2 separate regions of the Homo sapiens genome follow, and region 2 is linked to region 1. Evidence: chromatin loops called from intact Hi-C (ENCODE). Cell type or tissue: IMR-90. All regions are shown on one strand. Links, peaks and the distances in the headings refer to the core of each region. The heading gives the core; the rest is flanking DNA.

Evidence for each region. A loop is a pair of places that touch in the nucleus more often than their neighbours do. Peaks named below come from ENCODE experiments on the same cell type or tissue, not always from the same donor. Only the 100,000 strongest peaks of a DNase experiment are listed, where the experiment ranks them.
Region 2: a loop joins it to region 1, with 7 times the contacts of the local background. A loop is called at or near these places in 2 of 110 quality-filtered maps.

What each region holds. Positions count from the first base shown.
Region 1 is chr10:115,821,479-115,832,514 of GRCh38, reverse strand. The region is part of intron 27 of ATRNL1 (attractin like 1); the gene reads right to left. Among named protein-coding and RNA genes, the nearest start is that of SNORD158, 370 kb to the left of the region's middle. In IMR-90, for the core only: a CTCF peak has its summit at 2,755 (motif pointing left); DNase peaks (open chromatin) are centred at 2,044, 2,784 and 5,104; H3K27ac peaks cover 184 bases.
Region 2 is chr10:115,939,919-115,950,954 of GRCh38, reverse strand. ATRNL1 (attractin like 1) reads right to left here. Exons shown (of 29, transcript NM_207303.4): 29 at 1,956-6,297. The coding sequence ends at 6,176. Among named protein-coding and RNA genes, the nearest start is that of SNORD158, 250 kb to the left of the region's middle. In IMR-90, for the core only: a CTCF peak has its summit at 2,298; no DNase peak of the experiment used is centred there; H3K27ac peaks cover 1,602 bases.

The DNA of each region.
Region 1 (11,036 bases), core at 1,401-9,400:
ACTCAGAATCCAGAAAGTCTATGAGATTTGAAGGAATGAAGGGAGTGCAAAAACAATGTCAAATGATGAGCAAGTATAGAAGAAACACAACAGAAAGGGTTTTCTATCCTTCCCTTAGCATTATGCTCTGCTTCTTGGTAACAGAAGCCAATCTTCCCACTTAGGTTGGTGGAGCCTCTGCAGGTGAGAAAAGGTGAGTGGCAGCTCCTGACCAAGATGAGGCCCACAAGGCAGGAGTCAACAGCACGAGTGAATGGTGGGAAAATCCTGGATTCCTCCCTATTTTACCTTGGCTATTTGATAGCTTTCTGACCCAGACTACAGTTTTAATTTGAAAAGTTCCCCTTTCTACAGAAACTAAACAGGTTTCAAAGCAGAAATATAAATTAATTTTGCCAATTCTGGCAACCAATAACCCTCAAATTTTCTATGACCTTAGCTTTTTCCCCCTTTATTTACCTCATAAAAGGGAAGTTAGGACATATTAATCCTGTAAATAGCTCCATATTTTCTGAGATCACTTCAGAAGAAGACTATTTGAATAAGATGAAATTACTATTTGTCGGGGAATTTAATTATACTCTTTTTCTTGGTGTTGGTTTTCAAGTTTCTTAATGCCTTTAGTTAATAGCAGGTAGCTATAGCAATTTTAAAGTATCTCTTTCAGTTATAACACTCTCTGTTGACTTTTTTAAAGCACCTAACAATTGACAAAGCTTTTTAAAAATCTCACTTGAAAAAAAAAAACTCACTTGACTCTTGCAGCTACTATGTGAGGTGGTGAGAGCAGCCTTTACTACCCAAACTTTACAAATGACAAAACTAAGGTTCTGAGAGTTAAGAGACTTGCTTGAGGACACAAAGTAGCTATGTCATGTTAGCCGGTGCAAGAAGTGAACATCTAAACACTGACTCCTGGGCTCTTGGTAATACAGGGAACACCTTTCCAATTGGTTTGCTTTCCACGCTCCGCTCCACCCTCACCCCGGCGTGCTTTTCACTGGGGGGATTTTCTCATGAGCTCAGGTGGGCTCTGGGCTGTATCATGCTCATCCATATGCACTCATCTATGAGATGCTCATTCCTCTTTATTAAGGAACTATGACAAATAAAATCTGTTAAAAAAAAGTTCTAGATCTCCAGTTCTCTCTCCTCAAATAGTTCTGTACACTCTTGCAAATATGAAAGATGTAAGATTGAGAGATTAAAGGGAAACACATACAAGGAAGGAGGCCGGGAGGTGCTAGGAGGGGAGAGGGGCGTGAACAGGCCTCCTCTGGCTTCCACATGCTCATTCTCTCCCGGGAGCAAAGAGTCAGTGACGCACTTAGGGAAAAGGGAAGCAAACCGGGAAATACCAACGAACCAACCAGCCCATCCGTGTTTCTGGAAGAACAAGGGCAGGTGGGAGCATTTATCTTAGGAAATTGCTTTTCTTGATTTTTTTTTCCAGAAAACGTGGAAAAATCTATGAAGAATGTGGGACAGGAAAGGGAGCAGAATACAAGAGAATGTATGTGGCTAAGGACTGGTGCTCACAGCCAAGGGATAAAAAGGCAAGGCCTGCTCTGTGTTGTAAAGCTGTAAAACTTTCCTTCTGCATACTTTCATATGAATTGGAGGAAAGTCACTCAGGCACTGAGGACTGATGGACAGAAATTAGCTGACATCAGAGAGGCCAATAAGTTATCTTAGCACAACTGGCCAAAGGCACATAGTTTTCCATGGGAAATGACCGCTGAGCTTTGGTTGAGGTTCCCCAAGAGGAAAAGCTCGATTGTGACAGCTTCTTCAATATGCTGCCAAATGCTTGTGGTTCCATCTGAAACCAACAGTGCAAAAACACTCACACCTCTGCACCTTTTATTTGAAAAGCAAGACATTTTCAGATACTGCTATATTTTCTAACAGAGGATCTACATCTGAACACACTTGAATTTTAGGAACTGGTAAACACAAACCCAATGTGAACTATCATCACGACTCATCCCAGCCAAGCAGATGGTCAGGCTAAAACCCCTAAAGCTTATTGCTACAAAGTCTTGGTAACAAGACAGTCATTCAATAAATGTTTATTGAGCATGGCCTATGTGCAAGATACTGTAGCCATGCCAGATTTCTTATTACTCAGTGTGCTGCTCCACATAATGAGGAGGTTGATCTTGCTGAATTTCTACTGAAGAGATGCATCAAATCTTACCTCAAAGGTTGCCAATGATCCATTTATAAAGAGCAAACAAGAATTTATTCTGGTTGTAATTTTTTTCCTACATATTCTTAGGTTATTTAGCCAGATGAATTAGTTTCTGCTAAAAACAAAAACAAAAACAAAAACCCAAAGCCCTTTGTTCACTTGTATATCCACAAACCAAATATTATTGAGATCCGCCAATGCACCAGGAACTGCATATATGCAGCTAGAACTGCAGACTTTGGCAGTATTAGGGCAGGAGAATTCTGTAGTAACAAAGGACTCTCTTGTTGCAGGTCTGCTGATGAGGTAATAGTAGCTAACACTTACTGCACTTACTGTAGAATAGAGTCAGACCCTACATTAAGTGTTTTGCACTGCACACACCAAGATAAAGATGAGTTCCTTTTATGCAATTAAAATTAGTCATGTAAAATCCCTAAAGAGTGGGGCTAAAAGGTGGCATTGCTGTGTTTGTAAATGCCTAAGGAACTCTTCTCCGGGCAGTCAGACAAGAGACAAAACCATGAAGAGTACATCTTCTAGGGCCATCTAGTGTTGATTTTTTTCTGCTTTAGCTCTTGGGGAGTCTCCAAAACCATAAAGGAAAAGAAAATCCCTTGATTTTGCAACTACTGAAGTGGAATTCCTTGGTGGCATAAGACAGAGAAGGTCTTGGAAAAGGGTATATCTTTTTTTGGCTTAAAAGTATATGCTAGCTCAGGAAGGGAAATGAGTTATAAATACCAAGGAGCACTGTGCTGCTCAGCTCGCATTGCAGATAAGGAATATTTTACTTTTTTTTTTTTTTTTGAAAAAGAAAATTTAAAAAGAAAGCCTGCTGAAATCTCCTGAAGAGACTGCAAAGTGGAAATTGACATAAGCTTGATCATGTAATACAGAATTAACCTTCCTAAAAAGTTGTTTTTATCTACCTATGTGTCTTACCCGCTTAAAATCTCTTTGCTCTCTTCCCTATAAAAACTCCAACCCAGTCATGGCTGGTCTGCTCTACTGGTCTTCCTCCTAACACTTCTGCTGCTCTCAACTCCTATCTGCCATAAATTTCCCTTTTCTTTTCCTAAAGTAGAAATAATCTGTAGAGATAAAGGATTATCTTCCTGTAGGTCTGGTCATTCAGTGCATTTTTTTTTCCCTCAAATGCTATGTGGCATATCACTCTTATGATAAAAATATTTTATAAATCTTCACTTATGGCTTTTGGTCTTCATGTGATATTTATGGAGGGAAATTCTACAGATAGGAAAACTGAAAAAAAGGGTGATTGTGAAATAATGCCCATCTGCAGAAGTTAGGACTCTTTATCTTGAATCCAAGGCCCTCTCCCCTAAAAATGCTATCAGCATGTAGACACCTTGAGGTTTCTAATGACATTGGGAATTTGGAGAGGGCTAATAATGGGACATTACATTTTTTAAAGAGGAATTTAGTAATGCTCTTTTAAATTTATTAGGAGACTCTTAGATTTGTCCTGCACAGGCTGATAAATGCATACTTATTTCACTACTCGCACAGACTAGATCGAGGTGGTGAAACTTGGCAGCCATTTAATAGACTATTATGAAGGTTAGATCTGCAAACAACTCCCCCTAGGCCACTGAAATAGTAATAAAATTTAGGGAGGTAAATATAATGATTATAATTTGAGCTTGTCTAAATAATACTGAATGTAAAACATTAATTAAATCCTGAGGAATTAGAAAACAACAACAAAAACAGGTAGACAACTACCACCATGCTGTGTACCAGAGTGAGAAGCAAACATTGTACTGTAGCTACCTGTCTATTTAAACCTTTCATTGCAATTGAAATATCCTTTAGAGTAAAATAACTGACAAGCCATGAAGAATCTCTGCTTTATTTCCTTGATTTCCATTTTCCACAGTGCCTTTCCACACAGCCTTAACAGCTGCAGGCAGTCTGCTCTTCCAAGCCTTGCATCAGGCTTGGTGTTTCTTTTCTTTTCTTTTCTTTTCTTTTTTTTTGAGACGGAGTTTTGCTCTTGTTGCCCAGGCTGGAGTGCAGTGGTGTGATTTCGGCTCACCGCAACCTCTGGCTCCCAGGTTCAAGTGATTCTCCTGCCTCAGCCTCCTGAGTAGCTGGGATTACAGGCATGCGCCACCACGCCTGGCTAATTTTGTATTTTTAGTAGAGACAAGGTTTCTCCATGTTGGTCAGGCTGGTATCGAACTCCAGACCTCAGGTGATCCGCCCACCTCGGTCTCCCAAAGTGCTGGGATTACAGGCGTGAGCCCCCGTGCCCGGCTTCAGGCTTGGTGTTTCTTGAAGCATTCATTCCATTCCATGTGAGTTGGGGCCTTTGTTAATGGATCTGCCCTCGGCTCCATTTGGACTGCTGCAGTTCTCTGTGGTCCACTTGTCTTGGGTGCTGAGCAAGAAGGAGCTCTGGGGTACTGCCTTCAGAGACAGCCCCACGGAAACATTCTTTAGCCATGATTTCATTGTGACCACTGCTTAAGGCTAGTCTATTTCATGCTCACTGAGTCCAGGAAAGCTCCCTTGTGTCAGTATTCGACAACTGCTTTTGTTCATATGTCATCTCTTACCTATGCCAACATGTGGCATGTGGAGCCAATCTGTTGACAAGGCAGCTCTCATCTCTTCTCTAAATTTCATATCTATCCCAGCCAGAAGTTTGGTACATCCATTAGGATGTTAGAATTCTTTTGTCCATATGAAGACTGAAACCCCCACCACATTATGTAATGTGTTCATGATGTGGTCATTCTTTTGGATAATCGTCAACATTAAAATCGACCAATATCCTGCCTGTGACCTCAAAGGGATTTAGACTGATGCAACACCACATGGGAAATTGTCTGAGACACCTTACGTCCTGCCAGCATTATCTGCTAAACTGGTATAGGCTTCATTAGTTAACACATCAATCATAGGCACTAATCATGCATATTTTAAACTGTGAAATCCCAGCACACAAGCCAATGTTATGACTGTTTTATCCAGAAACAGTTTGCAGGGGGTGTGGCCTGACTGAGCTGTAATACTTTGGCTCTTGCCTCATGGGTTTAGTTGTTTACAGTTTTTATAAAGCAATGAGTTAAAGTCAATGCTGTCGGACTTTCAGACGTTGGAGGCTCCCTCTGTGGCAGGGACACTGTCTTCTAGACCTCTGGCTTTGGGCATGTTAATGTTCTGTCACACAGCACAAGACGGCCAGCCATGATGTTCACTCCCATCCAGTTTTGCAAAGGAATCTGTCTGTGGGGAAACACATTTTGATAATATGTAGCTTTTTGATGTATGACACTTGAATGGAGGTGTCAGGAGACAGATTTCTAGGCAGACAGGGATGGGTCCCTGGTGAAACTTGACCTACAAGCCAAGGATCCTCTGAAGTCTGAAAACCAAACTACCAATTCCAGATAGAGTCCATGAACTAGAGTGAGAACTTCTATTCCTGTTACCCACTCTTTTTCAATTGGTTCTTTCTGAATAATGCTTTTTTATCATTTTTTAATCGAATGTTGCCTTTTCTAAGATTACCTACAGCCTGCGCTTCCTCATTCCAAATGCATAAAAAACCCCGGACTCAGCTTCACAGATGGCTACCCATTTTCAGGTGCCCACTCACTGTCGAGAGCTTTTCTTTTGCTCAATAAAATTCTATTCTGCCTTACTCGCTCTCCGGTGTCCGTGACTTCATTCCTCTTAGTCATGGGACAAGAACCCGGAATTTGCTGAACTGTGGGAGCAAAAAGAGCTCTAACACCCCTGCTCACCAGCTGCAGGAGGTGAGAGTAAAAGGGCTGTAACATTGTTTCCCATACGCCAAACTATGGGAGTGAAAAAGCTGCTGGGTGCCACTCCCTCCAGCTCACCGAGCTGCAGGCAGCTGGAGTAAAAAAGATGTAACCCTCCCTCTTGCTTGCTGAACAATGGGAGAGAAGATGCCACTGGCTGCCACTCCCTCCCGCCAAGCTATGGGAGCGAAGAAGGGAAGCCACTGGGTACCACTCCTTCCTGCTTGCCTAACTGTGGGAGCAAGAAAGCTGTGACAGAGGGTGCCAGTGTCCAGCAACCCAAGAGAAATTCAGAGGGAAACAGATTTGAAAAAAAAATGGGATAGTATATTGTTTGATCCATTTCCAAAAATATACTAGAGAACAGTCATAGCTAGCATGACCATCTATAGATTCCCCAGGAAACAGCTCTCCAAGGAGGTAGTTTTTATCATATGTGTATATTTCATGTGAGTTCACCCTTGCAAAAACTTCAAGATGTATGACACTAAATGACCAAAAGCTTAATTAATAAAAGCTAAAATCCCATGTCTACATATATAATACTAATTTCTATTTACAGCATTCATTCATTCAGCAGTGCACCATTGCGCTAGGCACTGAGCTTAACAGGTGGAATAGTTCAAGTGGGAAAGACCCTAAGGGAAAAAAAAGGTCACAATGCAACGATACATAGGCTATACAAGCTTGCACAGCTTGAATAACTATATGAAGTTGACTAACTGCTAGAGCCAGGAATCTTCCAGGAGAAGACAGCATTTGGCCAGAAAGCTGGGTCACAAAGGACTAGTATTTATTAATGTTTGGGAAGTCCAGAGAGAGTCTGGCATGCAGCTTGACATGGTTAAAACACACTGACGATTAACAGGAAAAGTTGAGAGATACAAATGGAGAGGCACAGTGTGGACAGATCTCAAAGGGTCTGTGTGCCATTTGTAGGCAAAGGATTTGTAACTTTAAGCATATTTTAGGTAACGAGATGCCATGTTGGGGGTGGGGGTGGCAGATCAGGGCAACTTTAAGCATGAGTGTACCAAGTTAATAATGTCTAAATATAGAAAGTCTATATACGCTAGGTCCTTTTTTATTATTATACATTAAGTTCTGGGATGCATGTGCAGAAGAACGTGCAGGTTTGTTCATAGGTATATACGTGTCATGTGGTTTGCTGTACCCATCAACCCGTCATCTACTTTAGGTATTTCTCCTAATGTTATCTCTCCCCTAGTCCCCCAACCCCCGACAGGCCCTGGTGTGAGATGTTCCCCTCTCTGCATCCTTGTGTTCTCATTGTTCAACTCCCACTCATGAGTGAGAACATGCGATGTTTGGTTTTCAGTTCCTGTGTTAGTTTGATGTTGAGAATGATGTTTCAGTTCCTGTGTTAGTTCCTGTGTTGAGAATGATGGTTTCCAGCTTCATCCATGTCCCTGCAAAGGACATGAACTCATCCTTTTTTATGACTGCATAGTATTCCATGGTGTATATGTGCCACATTTTCTTTATACAGTTTATCATTGATGGGCATTTGTGTTGGTTCCAAGTCTTTGCTATTGTGAACAGTGCTGCAATAAACATATGTGAGCATGTATCTTTATAGTAGAATGATTTAAACTCCTTTGGGAATATACCCAGTAATGAGATTGCTGATTCTAGATCCTTGAGGAATCACCACACTGTCTTCCACAATGGCTGAACTAATTTACACACCCACCAACAGTGTACAAGCGCTCCTATTTTCCACATCCTCTCCAGCATCTGACTTTTTAATGACTGCCATTCTAACCGGTGTGAGATGGTATCTCATTGTGGTTTTGATTTGCATTTCTCTAATCACCATAGATGATGAGCTTTTTTTCATATGTTTGTTGGCAGGATAAATGTCTTCTTTTGAGAAGTGTCTGTTCATATCCTTCGCCCACTTTTTGATGGGGTTTTTTTTTCTTGTAAGTTTCTTTAAGTTCCTTGTAGATTCTGGATCCTTTGTCAGATGGATAGATTGCAAAAATTTTCTCCCATTTTTGTAGGTTGCCTGTTCACTCTGATGATAGTTTCCTTTGCTGTGCAGAAACTCTTTAGTTTAATTAGATCCCATTTTCCAGTTTTGGTTTTTGTTGCCATTGCTTTTGGTGTTTTAGTCATGAAGTCCTTGCCCATGCCTATGTCCTGAATGGTATTGCCTAGGTTTTCTTCTAGGGTTTCTATGGTTTTAGGTCTTATGTTTAAGTCTTTAATCCATCTTGAGTTAATTTCTGTATAAGGTGTAAGGAAGGGGTTCAGTTTCAGTTTTCTGCACATGGCTAGCCAGTTTTCTCAACAACATTTATTAAATAGGGAATCCTTTCCCCATTGCTTGTTTTTGTCAGGTTTGTCAAACATCAGATGGTTGTAGAGGTGTGGCATTATTTCTGAGGCCTCTGTTCTGTTCCATTGGTCTACATATCTGTTTTGGTACCAGTATCATGCTGTTTTGGTTACTGTAGCCTTGTAGTATAGTTTGAAGTCAGGTAGTGTGATGCCTCCAGCTTTGTTCTTTTTGACTAGGATTGTCTTGGCTATATGGGATCTTTTTTGGTTCCATATGAAATTTAAAGCAGCTTTTTCTAATTCTGTGAAGAAAGTCAATGGCAACTTGATGGGGATGGCATTGAATCTACAAATTACTTTGGGCAGTATGGCCATATTCACAATATTGATTCTTCCTATCCATGAGCATGGAATGTTTTTCCATTTGTTTGTGTCCTCTCTTATTTCCTTGAGCAGTGGTTTGTCGTTCTCCTTGAAGAGGTCCTTCACGTCCTTTGTAAGTTGTATGCCTAGGTATTTCATTCTCTTTGTAGCAATTGTGAATGGGAATTCACTCATGATTTGGTTCTCTGTTTGTCTATTATTGGTGTATGGAATGCTTGTGAGTTTTGTACATTTATTTTGTATCTTGAGACTTTGCTGAAGTTGCTTATCAGCTTAAAGTGATTTTGGGCTGAGACAATGGGGTTTTCTAAATATACAATCATGTCATCTGCAAACGCAGACAATATGACTTCCTCTCTTCCGAATTGAATACCCTTTATTTCTTTCTCTTGCCTGATTGCCCTGGCCAGAACTTCCAATACTATGTTGAATAGGAGTGATGAGAGAAGGCATCCTTGTCTTGTGCCAGTTTTCAAAGGGAATGCTTCCAGCTTTTGCCCATTCAGTATGTTATTGGCTGTGGGTCTGTCATAAATATCTCTTATTATTTTGAGATATGTTCCATCAATACCTAGTTTATTGAGAGCTTTAAGCATGAAGGGATGTTGAATTTTGTCAAAGGTCTTTTTTGCATCTATTGAGATAATCATGTGGTTTTTGTCATTGGTTCTGTTTATGTGATGGATTTTATTGATTAGCGTATGTTGAACCAGACTTGCAGCCCAGGGATAAAGCTGACTTGATCGTGGTGAATAAGCTTTTTGATGTGCTGCTGGATTCGGTTTGCCAGTATTTTATGGAGGATTTTCGCATTGATGTTCATCAGGGATATTAGACTGAAATTTTCTTTTCTTGTTGTGTCTCTGCCAAGTTTTGGTATCAGGATAATGCTGGCCTCATAAAATGAGTTAGGGAGGAGTCCCCCTTTTTCTGTTGTTTGGAATAGTTACAGAAGGAATGGTACCAGCTCCTTTTTGTACCTCTGGTAGAATTCGGCTGTGAACCCATCTGGTCCTGGGCTTTTTTTGGTTGGTAGGCTATTAGTTACTGCCTCGATTTCAGAACTTGTTATTGGTCTATTCAGGGATTCGACTTCTTTCTGGTTTAGTCTTGGAAGGGTGTATGTGTCCAGGAATTTATCCATTTCTTCTAGATTTTCTAGTTTATTTGCATAGAGGTGTTTATAGTATTCTCTGATGGTAGTTTGTATTTCTGTGCGATCAGTGGTGATATTTCCTTTATCATTTTTTATTGTGTCTGTTTGATTCTTCTCTCCTTTCTTCTTTATTAGTCTGGCTAGTGGCCTATCTATTTTGTTAATCTTTTCAAAAAACCAGCTCCTGGATTCACTGATTTTTTTGAAGGGTTTTTCGTCTCTCTATCTCCTTCAGTTCTGCTCTGATCTTAGTTATTTCTTACCTTCTTCTAGCTTTTGAATTTGTTTGCTCTTGCTTCTCCAGTTCTTTTACTTGTGATGTTAGGGTGTTGATTTTAGATCTTTCCTGCTTTCTCCTGTGGGCATTTAGTGCTATAAATTTCCCTCTAGACACTGCTTTAGCTGTGTCCCAGAGATTCTGGTGTGTTGTGTTCTTGTTCTCATTGGTTTCAAAGAACTTATTTATTTCTGCCTTCATTTTGTTATTTACCCAGTAGTCATTCCAGAGCAGGTTGCTCAATTTCTATGTAGTTGTGCGGTTTTGAGTGAGTTTCTTAATCCTGAGTTCTTATTTGATTGCACTGTGGTCTAAGAGACTGTTTGTTATGATTTCCATTTTTTGCATTTGCTGAGGAGTGTTTTACTTCCAATTATGTGGTCAACTTTAGAATAAGTGTGATGTGGTGCTGAGTAGATTGTATATTCTGTTGATTTGGGGTGGAGAGTTCTGTAGATGTCTATTATCTCCGCTTGGTCCAGAGCTGAGTTCAAGTCCTGAATATCCTTGTTAATTTTCTGTCTTGTTGCTCTAACATTGACAGTGGGGTGTTAAAGTGTCCCACTATTATTGTGTGGGAGTCTAAGTCTCTTTGTAGGTCTCTAAGAATTTGCTTTATGAATCTGGGTGCTCCTGTATTCAGTGCACATATATTTAGGATAGTTAGCTCTTCTTGTTGCATTGATCCCTTTACCATCATATAATGCCCTTCTTTGTCTTTTTTGATCTTTGCTGGTTTAAAGTATGTTTTATCAGAGGCTAGGATTGCAACCCTTGCTTTTTTTGCTTTCCAACTTGGTAAATCTTCCTCCATCCCTTTATTTTGAGCCTATGTGTGTCTTTGCACATGAGATGGGTCTCCTGAATACAGCATACCAATGGGTCTTGACTCTTTATCCATCTTGCCAGTCTGTGTCT
Region 2 (11,036 bases), core at 910-8,909, 120 kb before region 1:
TTCATAGTAAAAGGAGAGAACATTTAACTATGATCTACTTATTTCAACAACAACAAAAACTCATCACAAAACCTACATGAGTTAGCATTTTTATCCCCGCTTACTCAGAAATTTAGATAACCGGCCCATGGCATTAAAAAAAAGAAAAAAAAAAACAACTCGGCATTTGAGTTAAAATTCGAGTATTTCTTCACACAGGACCTGTTCTAAGAAAACTTGTATGTCACTGGAAAGAACAAAATTTAAAATATCTTTGGGCAATAGAGGCTATAGAAACACAAAGAATTATAAAAGAATTTGCTCGGTAATGCTATTTTCCTAGGCAGATTTTCTAGAGTGAGATTTCCTGACTGTGCACACAGCCAGGCTAAAGAAACTCATGTTTAAACAACTATCTTCCCTGAGTGAATACCACTCAGGCCAGATACTACTTCTGCCAAAAATAACCAGAAAATGCCACTTCTGCCAAAAATAACCAGAAAATACCACTTCTGCCAAAAGTAACCAGAAAATACCACTTCTGCCAAAAATAACACGGGTTAAAGCTTTTGACGGTGAGAATATAGTGTTTCTGCAATGGTCTTTCAGGGGTTTGGTTTCTTGTTCAATTAAAACTACTCTGCACCCAATCCCTGAAGTGGGAGAAGGTTAGAATGGGGGTGGGGGGTGGGGGGTGTAGTTTACAGAAGCTCATTTAAAATTATACTGTTGTTTCATATTTGGAAAACAAAACAATAGTAGCTATTTTCATAGTAGGGCTGGAGAAGGTAAAGCTTGATAATCTCTTGGCTGCCATGGCCATGCCAGGTACCCTGATTCTAAACAAGCGAGGAAGCATGTAAGAATCTGGAGCAGGAATTGTGTGTTTACCAAAAGGGTTATAGGTTGGAGCTGAAAGAACGCCTATCACGCACATCCGCCACTCACAGGTGATTTCTCTGAGCAAATCCTTTTAGGCCAGAGAAAAGTCAGTTTTAAGCTAAACTTTCCAAATCTCCTTACAGCCACTGATCCACCATCAAAAAGCTGAAAAGGAGAGTGTGCAAGGCTTAGATATTCACAGAGCAGCTGCTGCTGTCTGTGGCGAGAGTCCACCCAACAGCCCTCTACCTACTTTGGGCGCATCTTCATCCAGGACCCTCGAAAAGCTTCTCTTTCTTCTCTGATGTTCCTGGGAGGCGGCAGCCAGGCTGGGCATGTTTCTCAAGGTTCGGTGGTCCTCTTCTTCCCAGCCCCTTCCTGGCCTGGCCTCTTGGAGGTGCGACGGGGAGGAGACCACCATTCCAACCTCTGGAGCACAGGCAGGGCCGGCCTCAGGGTTAGGCCTCAGGTCAGGGTCCTGGAAGAGCCTGCTTGAGGCCCTGAGCCCAGAAGGTATCCCAGGTGCTGGGCCCAGGTGGTGTGGGGGGAGGGGGTTGGAGAGAAGAGAGAAGTTTAGATCCTCCTTGGTTTTCTTCTCGGTGAGACCTTACAGAGGCCTAGCAGAGCAGTGCCACTGAAAGAAGGCTGGGCCCCAGATGGCCACATAAGGACCAAGCCCAGAGCTTACCAGAGAACCTGCAGGCTTTTCCCAGAAGAGTCAGCTATGCCAGAGCTGCCCTGGTCTCAGATAGCTGACTTTTATTCTAAGTAAGAGCAATTTCTATAACACATGTCCTGTGGCGTAGACCCTCATTATAGCTAGATTCTTAGCTGCTGGGCCTTGTGAGTTTTGCCTTTAATTCTCAGGAACATTCCAAGTGCTCAGCAAGCCCCTCACAGAGAACGTACAGGAAAGGTCAATGCAAATCTGGTGAAGAGAAAAAGAGGGGGAAATGTATTTTGAATGTCAAAATTCAATAACAAACTATATAATCACCTCTTCGATGGAGAGGGGCTTTTTCAAGTTCTCAGAGTGCTTTTTCCTGTGTGACCACGAAAGGATAAAACACAAACAAAAACAAAACAAAACTGCATTTGGCAGTGGGGGTTGGAAGAGCCAATGTTTTTATTTAATAAAGTCCTGATTAACAGCATATTATAACATAAAATGTTGGCTTTCTAAAACGGGCTTGAACTTTTACACAATCTTTTGAACACTGGCATGCACACCTGTGTACATATATACTGATAGGAGCTCTGGTTCTAATTCTTAATTTCAAAAAATTTTGATAAAACTAAAATGTTAAATGTACACTCTAATGAAATCACTGCTATAACTAACACCAACCAGATGGCTTGTATTCCTTGGAAAATTCTTTAAAGCATTTTGAATTAGAGTAATAACTTTGTTATTTAGAGAACTCCCTCTAATGGTCGATTAAAGGCAGCACTTTGACCCAATGCAGTGTTTCCCTAATTTGCCTAATGGTAAGAAGCACTGAGGAGCTTGTTAAGAGTACTGCTCTCCAGGGCCTACCCCAGTGTTTCTGAATCTAAATCTCTAGAGGTGAAAGTGGGAATCTGCCTGAACCCAAGCAATTCCTGTAATCAGGTAAGTTTCCAAGCTCACTCTAGTATACGGCAAATGGGTTTTGAAACTCGACATTTAAAAAGACCATAGGTGGGTAGAATTAGTTCATTTGGTCAGTTTTCATTTTACAATCTTTTTTAAATATAAGACACCTTTCAAATCATAGTTTTATGTTCACTGAGAAAAGATGTATCATGTATAACCACAAAATGTAAGCACTGACCCTGTCTTGCCTAGTTTGTACGTGAAAGGTGATCATTGATGCTCTTGTCTCAATGTCATCAGTCAGTAATTTTAAGAAAAACTCTCCTAAAACTATAGATTTAAGAAGAGTTTAAGTCTTTATTGACTAAATGTCAAAGTCGTTTTGTAGAAATCCCTATATCTTAGAAATACAGGAACTTAAGTTATTCAGGGAGTCTTTTTGAAAAACCTGATTGACCTTTACCTACGACCAAAAGATGGATGAAAATTAATAGGTGGATTCATAAAACAACTGGTAGAAAAAGAGTGGCCTGGTGTCCCCACGGTTGTTAATACCAGCTACGCTGCATCAAGGTCCCACTGTGGGAGCTTTCTGTGTGTTACCATCTAGCCTCGCAATGCCTCGAAAGGTGGGCACCATTACCGCCCTTTACAGATGGAAGGCTGAGGCTTCAAAGGTGAAACTTACCCAGCACCACACACCTGAAAGCTGGGTCCAGTGCCCGTTTTCCAGCCTGTGTGCCAGTGTGCACCCTAAATGACCTTATACCATGAACTGTAGCCATACAGTCACCTCTATCTTACTGCAGCTAAAAGAAGATGAGATGTTGGGAAGTACAGCAAGGATCAATTACCTTTTTAAATACGAACTATTTGAAGTTTTCCTACTGAACATAACACTATAGTATACGGCATCTCTGTGTATCACTAAAACAAATTTTCATTTAAAGAATTATGAGAATCCTAATCCTCTTAAAATTTATTAGCTGAATCTGTAAGTATGTGCAAATTCTTTTCCAATAGGAATTTTCTAGTTCAAATAGAATCCCCAGGTTAATTTTTAAAACTCCATTGTATTTAACCATTTTTTTTTCATACTTGGCAGAATAAAACATCCTAAAAATCTAAGGAATTTTTCAAAGTCATTCTAAACTGAAATGTTTAGAATTCCATTAAGGTTAGTTTTCAAGAGGATCAGCCATTTAACTGCGAAATTCTGGGAAAGTATCTGCATATTTGTGTGGTTTGATTTAAAAAAAATGAAAGCATCCAAATTTAAAGTGTCTGGAATGTAGGGGGAAAAACCAACAGATTCAAAGTGATTATCCTTGATCCTTGATGTCTTTTCAATCCACTTCACCTGAGGGCAAAGAATTTACTGCCAGTGAAAAGCTTTGATACGTTGAGAATTAATTGCATAATTAGCCACAGAGTTAGCAATATGTGGCCCAGAAAGGTATAGCATGACTTTAACTAAACATCACATTGTGTCTCATAATTCTCTACAATTTGAATTTTCAAGTTTTAAGAACCCAGTGGGATTTGAGGTGAATAAAACTTGATAATTCTTCCACAGTAATACTATCTGCTTAGCCTCCCTAAAAATATAGCTTATATAGATTTTACATCTAAATCTGTATGTTTTTGTATTTTTATTGTTATGCTTTCTCTTGTGACAATTGTTAGAGAAATACATTGGGCAATCACTTTTTAAAAAATGATTATATCTTTGTAATCATTAGTTTCATCAATTTATTTTTTCATGAGAGAAGTCAATATTTAGAGGGTCCAAAAGAAGCTAATAAAATTACTTGATTGTTTTTAGGAGATATTTACAAACTTAGCTCATTCCTTTAATGAGAGAGAAAATATCACAGGGAAGTAGAAACAACCAGTGGCCTCCCCCTCCAAAAAAACCCCACAGATTATAGATAAAATTACTAAAATTACTCTAAGAATTTGTCTTATTTTTAATGCATGGAAAATAGCAAAATTATCATGCCAACATGAGGAATATATACTATAATTCATAAATGCCTAATTATCAAAATAATGACATAGTCATGGTTAGATGCAACCTAGAAATCTTATATAAGATGCAACTACATATTGTATGATCATTCCTCTTATATATGACATTCAATCCTCATCAAATTCAGCTATGTATAAATGGCATTATGAAATAAACACTTAATATCACAATAGGGTCATAGTCTGCTACTGTACAACCATGGCATGCAAGTAACTATGCATTAGCTGTAAACAGTAAAGTGTCATAACCTTCCAGAAATCCAAAGAATGTGAAAAGTACATATATAGTACTAAACATCAATTGTATTTAAAGGACCTTCATATTTAACAAAGCTATATCATATACAGCAGCTTTGGAGATTTCTGTCACTGTTATACATATCTTGTCACCCTGAAGTGAGGAAACTGCAATTCCAAACTATATCTGTTAATGCTACTGAGCTTTAGTGAACTGTGGTCAGTATTAGGATGTAAATGATTCTGTGTTCTAATGTGAAGTATGTTTTATTTTTCCTTTCTGCCATAATTCAGAATTTTGAGTCACTAAGAGTGTGCTGACTGTGGGCAACCATGGACATATTTTCTAAACCACAGACTTTTTCTCAGGACATGGATGCGCTCGTGTTGGGAAGAAGACTCCTGTTGATGCTTGCCAGCCAGTGCTCTTCTCTACTTGTATTCTAGGTGGAACAGTTGGCAGGAAGGAACTCAGGTCATCTTGAGAGATGTCGCCTCTAAAATACATTTTGTAACATTTGTAAAAGGTAGTTAAAATCTAGCAGCTAGGAGAGGAAGGGCAAAGAAAGATCCATTCTTATAAAAATGCAGATGGATCATTTAGGTCTGATCCAATGATTCTTAGGCAATTAAAAATTATCATACTGGAGCAGAAGCTTGTATGCTGTAAAATAACCATTTCGGCTCTTTTCAGGTTGTGGTATTGGAGGCTGTTTTTGGAAGGAGGGGAACAACTGATCGCTGGACAGACTTTTCCATGCTCTATCAGCTCTGATAACGAGTTAGGTAGTTGGCATGGATGACAGGAATGTCCTCTACACTGAGCATTCTAATAAACCCCCTGTGAAGTTGCACAGAATGAGTTGAACTCATTCTGGTCTGCATTCTAGTTAGGCGGAAAGCTGTCACATTCTCAGACTGAGTTTGGACACGATATGGTCATATGAAATATTTAAATACATTACCTACATCCTACTACATCAAAATCTTGCCTTACCTTTACAACGAGATAAAAGAGCATTTAAAGCCATTGCAATGTGTTCATTCCCTGTTCATACACAGGTGATTCAAGTTTGCTTATGAGGCAAAAACTGTACAATTCTCATCATTCAGGCATTAAAAAATGTCTTTCTTTCAAGTCTTGGGATATAAACAGTTGATTTATATGAATTACATATTTTTCATCTTCATTAAGAAACAATATACATCTTTTTCCAGAGTAATTTAATGTTAGCTATAATAAGCCTAAGATAGTGGTAAAAACTGACTTTATCACCTGTGACCATCAATACTTTTATAAAACTCATGAACATTCTTTGGCCACCTGGGTCATTGTCCATTTGGAAGGAAACTGTACTCAGGCTCTGGATGATACAGAGATCTGCCTCCATAAAATCCAAGGCCATAGAACAGCTTTAACAGAAGCCCGAAGTAAAACAGTACAGAATATACAGGAGCGGTTTCCATTTCTCAGACACAAGTTCCTTGACGTGTTGAAAGGTGTTTTCGATTCCGGACTCCAGAAGTCTTATCTTTACTATCTGAAGCTTTCTGTTGTGAAATATCTATTAGGGCACTGGCAATTGCAAGGCCTGGAAGGAAAGAGAAAAGCATTTAAATGCTTGCTTAGACATTTCTGGGATGGCAACAGTGGTGGTGAAGGGCCCTGCTTTTTATTGCTTTTCATTTAGTCATCACACGTTTGGCTGTTAATGGAAGTTTTCAAGTAGTTTGCCCTTTACCTAAAATGTTTCTTGACTTGGGCATGTGAACTTCACCAAGGAAGAAGAAGAAAGATCTAAGAAAGTTAACTGACTCTGACTTGGAACAATCAAATCAGTGTTTGACAAATGATCACATTTAGTTGTGCATATGACCCTAAACCTTCCTCTCCATGTCTGAACACGAGTTTGCTGTGGAGGTACTAGAAATTTTAAATGTTACTATTTTTTTTTTTTTTTTTTAGGAACAAAACTAGTCATGTTAAGATTTTTAAAAACATTTCAAGCAGTTTTAGATTTACAGAAAAATTGAACCAATATTGAGATAAAATTACCAACTGAAGTCCATAATTTACATTAGGGTTTACTTTTTCTGTTGCATAGTTCCATTGGTTTTGACAAATGCATAATGCAGGGTATCCACCATTACAGTATCATACAAAATAGTTTCACTGCCCTAAAATACCCCCGCACTTCACCAATCTATCCCCCTTTCCCCAAGTCTCTGGCAACCACTGATCTTTCTTTAATGTCTCTGTAGTTCAGCCTTTTCCAGAATGTTGTATGGTTGGAATCACACAGTACGTAGCCTTTCAGACGGTCTCCTTTCACTTAGAAATATGTATTTAACGTACCTCCATCTCTTTTTTTCTTTTTGGCTTGATAACTCGTTTCCTTTTATTGCTGAATTATATTCCATTGTGCGGATGTGCCATAGTTTGTTTACGCATTCACTACTGAAGGACATCTTGATTGTCCTTGCTTCCAATTTTTGGTAATTGTGAATAAAGCTGTTAAAAACATCTGTGTGCAGGTTTTTATGTGAACATAACATTTCAATTCATAAGTACCTAGGAGCCTGATTGCTGGATAATATGGTAAGCTTATGTTTTAGTTTAGTTAAAAAAAAAAAAAGCCAAACTGTATTTCACAGTGGCTGTGCCATTTTGTATTTCCACCAGCAATGAATGAGAGTTCTTGTTGCTTCACAACCTCACCAGCATTTGTTGTTGTCAGTGTTTTAGGTGTTAGCCATTCTAATAGGTGTGTGGCAGTATCTTGCAGTTGTTTAAATTTGCAATTCTCTAATGACATATGATGCTGAGCACCTCTTGATATACTTCTTTGCCACATGTATACCTTCTTTAGTGAGGTGTCTGTTCAGATATTTTGCCTGTTTTTAATTGGGTTGTTTGTTGTCTTACTGTTGAGTTTTAAGAGTTCTTTGAAGATTTTGGATATCAGTTCTTTATCAGATATGTGTTTTGTAAATATTTTTTTCCCAGTCTATGGCTTGACTTTTCATTCTCATAAACTGTTTTAAAAATTACAAAAGCACTCCATGGATAGAGTTATGCTATGTACAAATGGACATGGAAGAAAGACCACTTGACATTTAGCTGACAAGCGTCTTAAGTACTAGAAAAGGACCTTGAGTATTATTGACCGAATGTGACCACAAATGCGGAGCTGTAGCTATCATAGGTAATTTAAGAAGCATATTGTTTAATTATGTTGATCTGCTTTGTTACATTGTTTGTCCAATGATGGACAGGAACACTTGGTAAGATGCTCAGGGATAGTAAAGATTTCATTAAATTTATAGGAGCCATGGCTCAACCAGATAATTTGGCTTATCATAGCTACATATGAGTCATTTTCATATCTGTTGAGTCCCATATAACTCTTGAGTAAAACCAAATGTATCAAATCACCATACTAAACCATGAGGCCAGATTGGCCTTGCTTAAGAAAAGGCCACAAAAGGACTTTTGGCTCATTTTCCTTTCTACAAGGTCTTGAAGACTTGACTTTGAATTGAGCTGACCTCTTCTCCACATGTTGCTCTTAGAGGAAGATCATTTTCAGATCTTATCCTACGTAGAATATCATTATTTTATTCCTGTGGGTCAGTTAATTCTGGGTAAGCTTCACATATTTCCTGGCAGGAACTGAATTCAGAGATTTATGGACAGAAAGAAATGACAGTAAAGGGATGTGAGCACTGTAAGAGGAAAGCAAACTAGCCTAGTGCAGTGTTGCGGGAGTCAAGGGAGGGCCAAGCCCAAGGAGTCTGTAAAAAGTGGCAAATGGGCCAGCAGGGTAAGGCCTGTGGCAAAGGCCATTAGACTTCCTCCAAGAAGATTCTGATGATCTTTGAGTCATTTCGGTATCTAACTGAGGATGGAAGCCTGAAAGTTAAACAACGAATGGAGTGACAGGAAGTACGGCCAGCAGACATAAGTTCCATGTTTAAGATGTTTAGCAATGGGAAGAGATAAGGAAGCTTATCTACATAACAGAATTAGCAGGGTCAGATGGAATTTATGTGGATGCATGGAATTATGTAAGTGCATTATTTAAAGGAAAAGGGAGCCTTGGATACATTTGAAAACAGAAGAGATTTGTGGAGAAGGAGAAATTTATGGTGTTAGCAAGGAAAGAAATTACAAAATTATAATAAGCTCTGGCTAAGCTGATAAATTTACAGATTTACCTTTTAAGGGTTGCTCTTAAGTAATTTGCTCTTTCAGGATATTAAATATCATCCTGAATGTTTTAGAGTTATTACAAGTTCAAAGTTTACATAAAAGCTGTTTTCTTGACCTTTGAAGAGCACGTGGGAACTTCTGAAGAGTCCAACATAGATGTTTTAAACACTTATTCTGCAGTAGTAAATAATTATTTCATTATTTGTTTAATTAATGGAGCTGAAGGACCTTGTTATTATTTTTAAAATTGCAGATTTTGGTGGTGCTAACTAAAAGTTCAAGCTGACTGTAAGTTTCCACTGATCTTCTGGCATACTTCTGTCATTATTTACAACTTCCTGCTATTTTATTCCTGGCACCAACTAATCCAGAGACAGCCAAATATGACAAATAATACATGTCTCCTTTAATGTGGACAGAGACCACTTACACTAATTTCAATGATCACAACATCCAAATATGAAATCATGTTATTCATTAAACTACTGCATGATGTAGTCCAAAGAAGCTCTGAAAAAATAATACTTTCCATTTACATGTGAATGCAAATGTTTTCATTACAGAAGATATAGCATCGGGAGAGGAGTAAGCAGCTTGAGTTGCCAAAACAGGAAATTCTACGCTAATCCAAAACTGCCACTGTATCGCTGTATTTCATGAAGTCCAGAACCTAACTGAAGCAATGTCTCTGACAACATGTCCTGGGTTTACTAATGATTCTGAAACTTGGAAACACATTCAGTTGAAAATCATAAATATTTCAGTTCTTAATTTACAAATAAAATTGCAAATCATGCTTATTTTTAATTTGACAGCTTTTTGTCATTTCTTATTAAAATGTAACAATCAACTGCATTTTCAGATCTGCATAAATGGCAATGTGTATGTAGAAAGGCTTGCACTTCTCTAGGCAGAGATATTTAAGTGTTCGCCGTGGTGCACTCACAGAGAACACTCAGGGCCATTTGCCCAAAGTCTTATCTGCCCATTTGATGGGCCAAACAATGTTTCATTTGGCTTAGGTCCTTTACTGGACCCCACGGCTTGTGGCCCATCATGAGTTATTCTTCTTTATAAACCTTGTAGTTTAATTATGAACAGGATAATAATCATAATAACTGCATTTATATGTGTGTGTGCCTTAAATATCAAGTTATTACTACTTTTGCATTTCTTCATGTTAAATATAAGGTGAACCTTAAAAACATCAGAAGTTGCTACGTTCTCTTTCAACCTACAAGAGAACCTAGATACAAGAATGAAAAAAAGAGACAAAGCCCCTATCTTATTGAATTCGATAGTGTGTATGGAAGACTCACTAAAAGAGAGAGAGAGAGAAGAGAGAGAGAGAGAGAGAGAGAGAGTAATCTCTGTCATTGCCTTTCAGCACACTTTGTTATTGTAAGGAATCTAATTTTCTTAACTGATGAAAAGAGAAGCCAAGTCAATAGCTTTTTTAAAAAGACTGTATTACCTCCCCCGTCCCCTAAATGTAGCAGTTATATTCTGGTAAGATACTGAACATGTAGATAATGCCCAGACCATGTATAAATAGAATTCTGACCCACAACTTGTGGCAACGTGCTCAGGAAACCGAGCTATAATCTGCAATAACCAGCCCAGGAAGCCAGCCTGCTATGTCAGACTTGTAAGAAGTCAGACTGCTATCTCTACTAATAACCCATGAAGTTAAACTGTAATCCCTGTCACGACTGGCCCCAAATGGCCAGGACTTGATTAATAAACAGCTTCCCTAATTTATGTCCTCACTTCCAGCCAGAGGAAACCAAATATGTACCCCTAACCACATAGGATGCCCCACTTCTAGTTAGTCTGTCTACAGCTCCCACAAGCTAACGGCCTCTCATCAGGGCACACCTGAAGCTTCCCTTTTTTCACTATAAAGATTTCCCATTCCTGCCTGTCCTTGAGTCTCCGCCAAAACACAAGTGAAAGTGGCTGACTCCCTTGCTATAGCAAGCTCAGAATACATAGCTTTTGCTTATTTTCATTTGCTTGGTCTTGGTTTATTTTCACGCTGGCAACAAAGACATAAAGGTCGTTTGCGATCTTTTCTGGGTTTTAAAAAAGGTATGTATCAATAAAAGAAAAGCAACC